Linked DNA regions of Homo sapiens: region 1 is linked to region 2. A link is a loop called in an ENCODE intact Hi-C map of the cell type or tissue named here. Cell type or tissue: adrenal gland. All regions are shown on one strand. Each heading gives the region's core, and the rest is flanking DNA. Links, peaks and the distances in the headings are about the cores only. Region 1 overlaps IL20RB (interleukin 20 receptor subunit beta). Region 2 has its middle 12 kb from the start of STAG1-DT.

Region 1 (5,000 bases), core at 1-5,000, 230 kb after region 2:
GACCTTATGGAAAGCCTAGAGAATCCTCTTGTTTGAATTACTCTTTTCCCTTGAATATTTTAAGGTCAGAAAACCTACAATGTTTAAAAACCCTTTGAAAAGAAGCAAAACCAAACAAGAGCCTACATCCCATGATCTGTCACTCAAACATCACTAGTTACATTTTTGTGTATAGCCTTTTAGTCTTTAAAAATAGAACTATTTTTTTAAAAAGACGAATTATTATCTTAATTATATAGTATATTTATTTATTTATTTTTCTTTCTAAAAAAATTTATTTTGTTTCATATGTAGAGACAAGGTCTTGCTCTGTTGCCTGGGCCTTGGCCTCCAAAGAGCTGAGATTACAGGTGTGAGCCACCATGCTCAGCTCATTTAGGGCATCATCCTTCAGTCATTGCCATGTGTAGGCACATGCTGTAGTCCTATAACATACACATTTTGTGCCTGCTTTTTCACAAATATCATATCCATAACATTTTTCATGCAGATTTCCTGATTACTATTTTATGCTACTTTATAAAATCATACAAGTCAAGCTTGCTTAACAATCCAAACAACACCAAAGCATATAAAGTAAGAGGAGGGCCAGGCATGGTGGCTCACACCTGTAATCCCGGCACTTTGGGAGGCTGAGGCAGAAGGATTGCTTGAGCCCAGGAGTTCAACACCAGCCTGGGCAACATAGCGAGACCTCGTCTCATTTTAATAAATAAATAAAGAGGTGAGTGTGCCCCATTCTCCTGCACATCACTCAGGAGGTTTCCGTTGGTGAGTCTGGCGTTTAATCTTCCAGGCGTTGTCTGTGTGGTACCAATGCTCACACACATAGATGGGATGATATTGTACCTACTACTCTGTACTTGGCTTGTCTTCACTCAGTAGTATATTGTGAACATCTTTTCATGTCAATACATATGGATCTACCTCATTCTTTTTTATTATACTTTAAGTTCTAGGGTACATGTGCACAAAGTGCAGGTTTGTTACATATGTATACATGTGCCATGTTGGTTTCCTGCACCCATTAACTCGTCATTTACATTAGGTATATCTCCTAATGCTATCCCTCCCCCAACCCCCACCCCATGACCGGCCCCAGTGTGTTATGTTCCCCGCTGTTTGTCCAAGTGTTCTCATTGTTCAGTTCCCACCTATGAGTGAGAACATGCAGTGTATGGTTTTCTGTTCTCGCGATAGTTTGCTCAGAATGATGGTTCTCCCTCATTTTTAAAGAGCCAGGTGTGGTGGCTCATGCCTGTAATCCTGGCACTTTGGGAGGCCGAGACAGGTGGATCACCTGAGGTCAGAAATTTGAGACCAGCCTGACCATTGTGATGAAACCCTGTCTCTACTAAAAATACAAAAATTAGCCAGGCATGGTGGTGCACGTCTGTAATCCCAGCTACTGGAAAGGCTGAGGCATGAAAATCGCTTGAACCCAGGAGGCAGAGGTTGCAGTGAGCCGAGATTGCGCCACTGCACTCCAGCCTGGGTGACAGAGCAAGACTGTCTCAAAAAAAAAAAAAATCTATATGTCAATATATGTAAATGAAAGGCTGTTGCTCTAGTTCAGATGTTGCTAAGAACTGACTTATGTATATAGTTGTTTCCTTCCTTGGAATTAGTTTTTGGAATTAAAATTTCAGGAGTTGGGGAGAAGTGAGGATATGGGCACGAAAAAAACAGAAAGAATGAATAAGACCTACTATTTGATAGCACAATAGGATGACTATAGTCAACAATAACCTAATTGTATATTTTAACATAACTTAAAGAGTGTAATTGGATTGTTTGTAACTCAAATGATAAATGTTTGAGGGGATGGCTACCTATTCTCCATGATGTGCTTATTTCACATTGCATGCCTGTATCAAAACATCTCATGTACCCCATAAATATATACACCTACTATATACCTACAAAAATTAAAAATAAAAAATTGCAGGAGTGGATGAAAGGGTATGAACACTGGTGTATCTCTTGATGCATACCACCAAAATATTTTCCAAAATCATGGAAACAATGTACAGTGCCCCCAGCCACAAGTCCACCAGCTTCTCCAGTCTCATTGACTGGGCTACCCTTCACATTGCAGGTGAGTAGCCTGGCCCAGAGAGGCTAATGGAGTTGCTCAAGGTTACATAGAACTGAGAGATGGGAAAATAACCTGTCCCCTCTTCTGCATCTCCAGATGCTCAGATCGGGCCTTTTCTGCTACAATTATTTGGTAGAATGACTGTGAGCTTTGGAGCCAGTCCTACCTGGGTAACCTGGGGTAGCTCACTTAACCATTCTGAGCATAGATTCCTCTTCTATAAAAGCAGGGATACTCACACTCATTGTGAAGAACAAGCAACTACACGTCCAGCCCCCAGCATAGTTCTGGAAGGCAGTAGTAGCCCTAGCCTACAAAATAGGGGCTTGATATATTGTAGTTATTTTCTGACTGTTTTCTGAACAATTTCCTCCATAACATGAATCAATGCCAAGAGTGAATTGTGAAACACACTTTGTTTTCAGTTACCGCCCAGCCCCATTCTGTGCTGTTCTCTTTCAATACCTCCCCCTCATCCTGCCCAGGGCTTGGCACTCTGCCTTCCTCCTGGCAGTGGTGCCAAGGTACGTGCTAACACAGCAATTGGCTTAACACATGATACTCCTCCCTTTTGTGTCACAAGGAAAAGATTTTAATCTTCCCTGGGGCTTTCTGGAAACCATGCCTTCATCTGGATTCTAGAAAAATGCTTTTAATGGTGGTAATTTTGGTCACTAGGGCACACATCAAATCTCAGGATTCTGTTATCTGCCGTCTTAGCCAATGTGCAGAGTCAACTCCAGGAAACCGGGGGAGGCTCAGGATTGAAGTTTTAATCTTTGCTGCTGTTTTCTAAGCCTGTTTTTATCTTTTGTTTCCAGGAGAGGCCATTCCCCTGGTACTGGCCCTGTTTGCCTTTGTTGGCTTCATGCTGATCCTTGTGGTCGTGCCACTGTTCGTCTGGAAAATGGGCCGGCTGCTCCAGTACTCCTGTTGCCCCGTGGTGGTCCTCCCAGACACCTTGGTAATAGAGTAGTTCTTTATTCCTTTCAGTATAACACTGACCAGATGTAGTTTGGGCCTTAGCTGGGCATGGGCACATGTTTCCATGTTTCTATCATGAGATTATAGGCATCTGCACAGAGAGGGGAGAGGAATACTTATAAAATACTTCATTTCTAACTAGAGGTACTGGAAGAAATCTCCCTTCTCCAGGGCGTGGTGACCTTCCTGAGGCAAGCCACTTCTGCTTTCTCCCAGGACCTGGGATGGCAAAGAGAGAAGATGTGTTGCCCAGCCCAGGATGCTCAGCATTGCAGGAGTCACTCATGGTCTTACCCTCCCAGACTGGCCTGCTGAGCATTCTTGGCCTCTTCCCACAATTGTAACAGCAGCTACACCCAATAACATGTTCCAACCCAACTTATTCAATTCACATGCCAAAAGCCTCATTGTTCTCAGAGTGAAGAAGATGTACATGGGAGGCATGGACTGTGTTTTGATTTTGGTGGGGTAGGGTGGGGTGAAGGGACAGCAACCTGGACCTTGATAGTGACTGCCTGAGTTAGGGGACCCTACCTGTATTCTCAGATCCTCATGAGGTCAGAATTCTTATCTTACTCCTGAGGGCCCTGGACCACAGGTCTGGGTCTCTCCAGTGGGTATAGGACCCATGCACCCATGCAATCGTAGGGGAAACACAAAAGCAGGCCTCCAACAGCTCCCCCATGTTCTCTGGCTGCCTCTCCAGATGTTTCCCGCCAACCCCCAGACCTCAACCACACAAAGCAGTGCAATAAAACAAAACAAAACAAAAACAACAAAAACAAAATCAAAAAGCCCCATCCCTGTCACCCTAGGGAATTCTCACAGTTCTCTCCTGGGAAGAGGGAGCCAGTGTCAGCTTCTGAAAAGCAACTAAAGCCAGAACTACCTGCAACTTATACATGCCCATAGCTCCTTATCAGCCTGGAGTCACTCTTTCTGAAAGGAGTCATCCTTGTGACATCCCTGTGGCCCTGCTTTCTCTCCCTAAACAGGAGGAATAATTCTTACTATAATTCAGTCTTCAGGACACCCCTCCACTCTGTTATCCTAATGCCAGATCTCCCTTCTTTCCCATACTTCCAGGTAGTCATAACGATGTTAGCTGATACTAGTACAGAGCTAAGTGCCAGATACTGTTCTAAGGCTTTATATTTATTGACTCATTTCTTTTCATAAAGCTTGGCAGTGTCCTTTTTATCAGTTCCCCCTCCATCCTTCTCTGAATCACGAATGGCTTACTGCTATGCATAAAGGCAATGGGATATATCATACCCTGGGAAACAGGGTGGGCCTTTATTACCCTTTAGCAAGAACGTGAGGGTCTCAAAGTACCTTGAAGCATAAAAGGATATGTATTCTGCAGTTATTGGGGAAGTGTTTTATATATATCAATTAGGTCAAAATGTTTCGTGGTATTGTTCAGATCATCTTTGTCATTTTTTTTTGTATAGTTGTTTTAATATTGAGAGTAGGATATCAAAATGCCACCGAGTGTGGGCATATCTGTTTTTCTCTCTCTCTCTCTTTTTTTTTTTCGAGACGGAGTTTCGCTGTCATCGCCCAGGCTGGAGTGCAGTGGCGCAATCTTGGCTCACTGCAACCTCCGCCTTCTGAGTTCAAGCAATTCTCCTGCCTCCTGAGTAACTGGGATTACAGACGCCTGCCACCACACCCATCTAATTTTTGTATTTTTAATAGAGACAGGAGTTTCACCATGTTGGCCAGGCTGGTCTCAAACTCCTGACCTCATGATCCACCCACCTTGGCTTCTCAAAGTGTTGGGATTATAGGCGTGAGCCACTGCACCTGGCCTGTTTCTCTCTTTATGTCAGATTTTCCTTAATGTATTTCGAGGCTCTGTTTTAAGTGTATTCATATTTTGACATTTAAATGTATTCAGATTTTGTTATGATTT
Region 2 (7,250 bases), core at 1,383-6,382:
ACTCCCTGCTACAAAGGATAAAGATTATGTTAATACCCACTGGTCCAATATTTAACAGTTGCATTAAGTTTGCGTCTTTTGTTGGTTTTCTTTGTAACTTTTTTTTTTTTTTTCCTTTTTGGAGACACGGTCTCCCTCTGTTGCCCAGGCTGGAGTACAGTGGCATGATCTTGGCTCACTGCAACTTCTTCCTCCCAGGTTCAAGCAATTCTCCTGCCTCAGCCTCCTGAGTAACTGAGATTACAGGTGTGGGCCACCATGCCCAGCTAATTTTTATATTTTTAGTGAAGACGGGGTTTCACCATGTTGGTCAGGCTTCTCTCAAACTGACCTCAGGTGGTCTGCCTGCCTCAGCCTCCCAAAGTGGTGGTATTACAGGCATGAGCCACCACGCTTCTTTGTAACTCTGAATAATACAAGATAAAACACTAGATAACATTTCAACTTTAGGTAGTATTACAACTCTCCACTATTAACACCACCATTCTTCCTTCACACCTTTTTCTCACCTCCCTTAAACACAAGAAGTCTTTTGTGTTTTGTCCATAGGTTGACACAGTTAATAGCCAACTTCCAGACTAAGGAGTGTGCTAGGATTACATCTTCTCTTTTACAGAACCACTGAACCACCGTGAAAACCACTAGAAAACCACTCAAAGGAAAATATAGAAAGCATCAGGATCAAATGGATTATCTTCCCTTATTAACAATTGCCCAAATATCTTTGCTTCATATTTAGATCACAAACGGGCTGGGCAGAGTGGCTCACGCCTGTAATCCTAGCACTTTGGGAGGCCGAGGTAGCAGATCACTTGAGCCTGAGAGTTCAAGACCAGCCTGGAAAACATGGTGAAATCCTGGTTCTCCAAAAATAAAATACAAAAAATTAGCTGGGCATGGTGGCACACACCTGTAGTCGCAGGTACTCAGGAGGCTAAGATGGGAGGATCTCCTGAGCCTGGGAATTCAAGGCTGCAGTAAGCCATGATAGCACAACTGTGCTTCAGCCTGGGTGACAGACGCCATCTCAAAAACAAAACAAAACAACAACAACAGAGAGCAAACTTCCCCGTCTCTACTAAAAATACAAAAATTAGCTGAGCGTGGTGGCAGGTGCCTGTAATCCCAGCTATTCAGGAGGCTGAGGCAGGACAATCACTTGAACCCAGGAGGCGGAGGTTGCAGTGAGCTGAGATCGCACTGTTGCACTCCAGCCTGGGTGACAAGAGCAAGACTGCGTCTCAAAAAAACAAAAACAAAAAAGCAAACTTGTATGGCTTTGTTTTTCCTGGAGTTTTAAATTACCCTTTTGCCTCCTGAATATTTTATCTAATTTATCATATCAAGTTTTTCCATTTACAGAGATGCTCTCTCTTTTGCCCCCTGGTACATACCCCTGAAGAACATTTGGCCTTCTGCTTCCATTTAATCTAATTGTTCTTTAGTTCTGCTGTACCACTGAGGACTTCCCTTTACTGCACTCCAAAGTTAGAGCCACTCTTTTCTAGTATCTATGTCTTCGATATGGTTTGGCTGTGTCCCCACTCAAATCTCATCTTGAATTGTAGCTCTCTCAATTCCCATGTGTTGTGGGAGAGACCTTGTGGGAGGTAATTGAATCATGAGGGGTGAGTCTTTCCTGTGCTATTCTCGAGATAGTGAATAAGTCTCATGAGATCCGATGGTTTTGTAAAGGGGAGTTTCCCCGCACAAGCTCTCTTCTCTTGTCTGCCACCGTGTAAGATGTGCCTTTCACTTCTGCCATGATCGTGAGGTCTCCTGCCACTTGGAACTATGAGTCCATTAAACCTCTTTCTTTTGTAAATTGCCCAGTCTCTGGTATGTCTTTTATCAGCAGTGTGAAAATGGACTAATACAGTAAATTGGTACCAGAAGAGTGGGGCACTGCTGAAAATATACCCAAAAATGTGGAAGCAACTTTGGAACTGGGAAACAGGCAGAGGTTGGAACAGTTTGGAGGGCTCAGAAGAAGACAGGAAAATGTGGGAAAGTTTGGAACTCCCTAGAGACTTGTTGAATGGCTTTGGCCAAAATGCTGATAATGATATGGACAATGAAATTCAGGCTGAGGTGGTCTCAGATGGAGACTAGGAACTTGTGGGAACTACAGCAAAGGTGACTCTTGTTACGTTTAAGCAAAGAGACTGGCAGCATTTTGTCCCTGCCCTAGAGATGTGTGGAACTTTGACTTGAGAGAGCTGATTTCGGGTATCTGGCAGAAGAAATTTCTAAGCAGCAAAGCATTCAAGAGGTGACTTGGGTGCTGTTAAAGGCATTCAGTTTTCAAAGGGAAACAAAGCATAAAACTTTAGAAAATTTGAAGCCTGGCAATGAGATAGAAAAGAAAATCCCATTTTCTAAAGAGAAATTCAAGCAGGCTGCAGAAATTTGTGGTGGCACATGCCTGTAGTTCCAGCTACTTTGGAAGCTGAGGCAGGAGAATCACTTGAACACAGGAGGCGGAGGTTGCAGTGAGCCAAGATTGCACCATTGCACTCCAGGGCAACAGAGAGAGTCTTCATCTCAAAAAAGAAAAAAAAAGGCACATCAGAGACCTTTGCAGCAGCCCCTCCCATCACAGGCCTGGAGGTGTCATGGGCCAGTCCCAGGGTCCCTCTGCTCTGTGCAGTCTAGAGACTTGGTACCCTGTGTCCCAGCCACTCCAGCCATGACTAAAAAGGGCCAAGGTACAGCTCAGGCTATGGCTTCAGAGGGTTCAAGCCCCAAGCGTTGGCAGCTTCCACATGCCGTTGAACCTGTGGGTGCACAGAAGTCAAGAATCGAGGAACCTCTGCCTAGATTTCAGAGGATGTATAGAAATGCCTGGATGTCCAGATAGAAGTTTGCTGCAGGGGTGGGGCACTCAGTGCTAGGGCAGTGCAGAAGGGAAATGTCAGGTGGGCACCCCCACACAGAGTCCCCACTGGTGCACTGCCTAGAGGAGCTGTGAGAAGAAGAGGGCCATCATCCTCCAGACCCCAGAATGCACCATGTGCCTGGAAAAGCTGCAGACACTCAACGCCATCCTGTGAAAGCAGCCAGGAGGGAGGCTGTACCCTGCAAAGCCACAGGGGCAGAGCTGCCCAAGACCATGGGAACCCACCTCTTGCATCAAGGTGACCTGGATGTGAGACATGGAGTCAGAGATCATTTTGGAGCTTTAAGATTTGACTGCCCTGCTGGATTTCAGACTTGCATGGGGCCTTAGCCCCTTTGTTTTGGCCAATTTCTAACATTTGGAATGGCTGTATTTACCCCCATTTTGTCTAGGAAGTAACTAACTTGCATTTGGTTTTACTGGCTCATAGGCAGAAGGGACTTGCCCTGTTTCAGATGAGACTTTGCACTGTAGACTTTTGAGTTAATGCTGAAACGAGCTAAGACTTTAGGGGACTGTTGGGAAGGCATGATTGGCTTTGAAATGTGAGGACATGTGATTTGGGAGAGGCTGGGGCAGAATGATATGGTTTGGCTGCGTCCCCACTCCATTCTCATCTTGAATTGTAGCTCCCACAATTCCCACGTGTTGTGGGAGGGACCCAGTAGGAGGTAATTGAATCTTGGGGGTGGGTCTTTCCCGTGCTATTTTCGTGATAGTGAGTAAGTCTCAAGAGATATCTGATGGTTGGCCCGGCGCAGTGGCTCACACCTGTAATCCCAGCACTTTGGGAGGCCAAGGTGGGCGGATCACAAGGTCAGGAGAGCGAGACCATCCTGGTTAACACGGTGAGACCCCGTCTCTACTAAAAATACAAAAAATTAGCTGGGCGTGGTGGTGGGCGCCTGTCGTCCCAGCTACTCGGGAGGCTGAGGCAGGAGAATGGTGTGAACCCAGGAGGTGGAGTTTGCAGTGAGCTGAGATCACGCCACTGCACTCCATCCAGCCTGGGTGACAGAGCGAGACTCCGTCTCAAAAAAAAAAAGAAAAAAGAAAAAAAAGAGATCTGATGGTTTTATAAAGGGGAGTTTCCCTGCACAAGCTCTCTTCTCTTGTCTGCTGCCATGTGAGACATGCCTTTCACCTTCTGCCATGATTGTGAGGCCTCCCCAGCCATGTGGAACTGTGAGTCCATTAAACCTCTTTCTTTTGTAAATTGTCCAGTCTCAGGTATGTCTTTATCAGCAGCGTGAAAATGGACTAATACAGTCTTCTTAGTTTATCTTCTTATTTGCTGGAGAACATCCCCAGCTACTTATGAAAGAATGGGAGATAAACTTCCAGTTTTTGGATATTTGAAAATATCTTCATTCTGCTGGTCACTCTGACTTAGTTCGAATTTACATTCCCTCAAAATTTCAAGGCATTATGTAGTATAATACATTCTAGTTTTCAGTGATACTGATAAATTGGATGGAAGTGTGGTCTTAATAGATAATTAATTAATTATTTTTTTTCTTAAAGATGGAGTTTTACTCTTTCACTCAGGCTGGAGTGCAGTGGCACAATCTCAGCTCACTGCAGCCTCCACCTCCCAGGTTCAAGCAATTCTACCTCAGTCTCCCAAGTAGCTGGGATTACAGGCATGCACCACCATGCCTGGCCAATTTTGTAGTTTTTAGTAGAGACTGGGTTTCACCATATTGGCCAGGCCGGTCTTGAACCCCTTACATCAAGTGATTTGCCTGCCTTGGCCTCCCAAAGTGCTAGGATTACAGGCATGAGCCACTGTGCCTGGCCAATAATTAACTTTTTAATCCCCTCATTACCACCAGAAATTTTTCCTTTCATGTTTAATTAACTTAGTTAGCTATAAATCATCTCTAGGTTAAAATATATTATGGAAACATATTCAGATCACTTTTGCAATCTTTCATTACATATATTTCATAGTCAAGTTATTTCTTCTTCCCCAAGCCCCACCCTCCCCAATCAAGTTATTTCTGAAAAAAGAACTTTTTAATATAAATATTACACACGTTACCAATTCAAACAGTAAAAAGTTACTTGCCTATTTCTTGCGCACTAGAATCTTAGCTTTCTTTCCAGAGGTAGCCACTATTATTCATTTCCAGAAGCTTTTAGGCTTTCTCTTTAATCTTAGTGATATAACATTTTAGAAATAAAAATTTAGTAACAACTTTTCATGATCAGAATTGCAATTTTTTTGAATTAACGTAAGCAATCAATAAACTAAAAGTGAATATACTTTGTCAATGACAGCTAGGCAGACATGTACTGAGTATATAGTACTATATATATATAGATGTTTGATACAGTTTCATTGAGATATGATTGACATATAACAAAAATGCACATATTTAAAGTTTATAATTTGATGAACTATGACATATATGTATACCCATGGAACCATCACCACAATCAACATAATGAATATAGGCCAGGCATGGTAGCTCATGTCTGTCTGTAATCCCAGCACTTTGAGAGGCTAAGGCAGGAAGATTGCATGAGCTCAGGAATTCAAGACCAGCCTGGGCAATATAGTGAGACCTTGACTCTAGAAAAAAATAAACAAAAAAATAGCTGGGTGCAGTGGCACATGCTTGTAGTCCCAGCTACTTGGGAGGCTGAGGTGAGAGGATCCCTTGAGCCAGGGGGATCAAGACTGCAATGAGCTGTGATCGCACCACTGCACTCCAGCCTGGGTGACAGAGTGAGACCCTGTCTCAAAAAAAAAAAAAAATAAGAATAACAATTAATATATCCATCAACTCCAAAAGTTGCCTCATCATCCTTTGTAAACTGTCTTCCCCAAACCTCCTTTATTTATCTTATCCCCAGGTAACCACTGATCTGCTTTCTGTCACTGCAGATTAATTGCATCTTCTAGAATTTTATATAAAGGGAATAATACATCATGTACTTTTTTGTCTTCTTTATTCAACAAAATTATTTTGAGATTCATCCATGTGGTGTGAATTAACTGTTCATTCCTTTTCAGTACTGCTATAGTAGTCCATTGCATGATTATACTACAATTTTTTCATTTACTTTCTAATGGACATCCATACATAGTTTTTGTCTTTTTTTGAGACATTTATTCAGTGTCATGATCAGACTATTACATTTAGCAAATCAACAGCAACTTTATGTAAACTTTCCTGATGTTTTTATTTTATTTTTGAGACAAGGTTTCACTCTGTCACCCAGGCTGGAGTGCAGTGGCATGATCTCGGCTCTCTGCGGCGTCAATCTTCCAGACTCAAAAGATCCACCTGCCACCCCAAGTAGCTGGGACTACAGGCACGTGCTACCACATCTGGCTATTTTTTTTTTTTTTTTTTTTTTTTTTTTTTTTTTGGTAGAGACAGGGGTTTCACCATGTTGGCCAGGCTGGTCTTGAACTCCTGACCTCAAGTGATCTGCCTGTCTCGGCCTCCCAAAGTGCTGGGATTACAGGTGTTAGCCATTGTGCACTCCCTCAAGCTCTCCTTTTAATTAAGGACTTCTTCTAGCTACTGAGTTCACTGTTGGGTAAGTCTTTGGTTCCTTCAGAATTGCTACATTTGCAGAGCGCCACCTTGCTCAAGGTTAGGTTCCTTCCCAAGTGGCCCACATGCAATTGCTGATCAAAGTGAAGGTATAAGAGGCCAGGCATGGTGGCTCACGCCTATAATCCTAGCACTTCAGGAGGCCAAGGTGGGTGGATGGCTTGAGCTCAGGAGTTTGAGACCAGCCTGGGCAATATAGCAAAACCCCATCTCTAAAAAAATAGAAAAATTAGCCAGGTATGGTGGCATGAGCCTGCAGTCCCAGGGACATGGGAGGCTGAAGTGGGAGGATGGTTTGACCCCAGGAGGTGGAGGTTGCAGTGAGCCAAGATTGTGTCCGGCCTGGACAACAGAGCCAAATGCTGTCCCCCGTCCCACCCCACCACACACACACACACACACAGAAACAAAACAAAACAAACAAACAAGCAAAACCTTAACGTGAAGGTATAAGAGCTTGACCATCTTAGCCCAACTTGGGACAACTCTAAAGGTCAATTGTAACATCCCAGACTCCCTATGTAATCTGCATAATCTCTCTCTGCCCAATCCGTGTCCTTCCCCCTCTGTTCCACAAGTGCTAACCCCAAGGGCACTCCTTAATAAATAACCTGCCTGTTAAATTCTGTTTCATAGTTTGCTTCCCAGGAACCCAACCTATGACAGTTGGTGGCAGGAGTGAGGTATGAGAAAGCAGGCACTAAGATGGGACTTTGGAGCATGATCACTAGCTGCCCACCTGACAATGAGGACCCCTATCACAAGATTACAGTCCAATT

Evidence for each region. A loop is a pair of places that touch in the nucleus more often than their neighbours do. Peaks named below come from ENCODE experiments on the same cell type or tissue, not always from the same donor. Only the 100,000 strongest peaks of a DNase experiment are listed, where the experiment ranks them.
Region 1: it touches region 2 in a loop (2.5-fold over the local background); 8 of 110 quality-filtered maps call a loop at or near these places.

Annotation. Positions count from the first base shown.
Region 1 is chr3:136,992,495-136,997,494 of GRCh38, forward strand. It overlaps IL20RB (interleukin 20 receptor subunit beta), which reads left to right. Exons shown (of 7, transcript NM_144717.4): 6 at 2,920-3,062. Among named protein-coding and RNA genes, the nearest start is that of IL20RB-AS1, 13 kb to the left of the region's middle. RefSeq lists a silencer at 2,413-2,707. In adrenal gland, for the core only: no CTCF peak of the experiment used is centred there; a DNase peak (open chromatin) is centred at 2,570; H3K27ac peaks cover 1,588 bases.
Region 2 is chr3:136,760,610-136,767,859 of GRCh38, forward strand. No RefSeq gene overlaps it. Among named protein-coding and RNA genes, the nearest start is that of STAG1-DT, 12 kb to the left of the region's middle. In adrenal gland, for the core only: no CTCF peak of the experiment used is centred there; no DNase peak of the experiment used is centred there.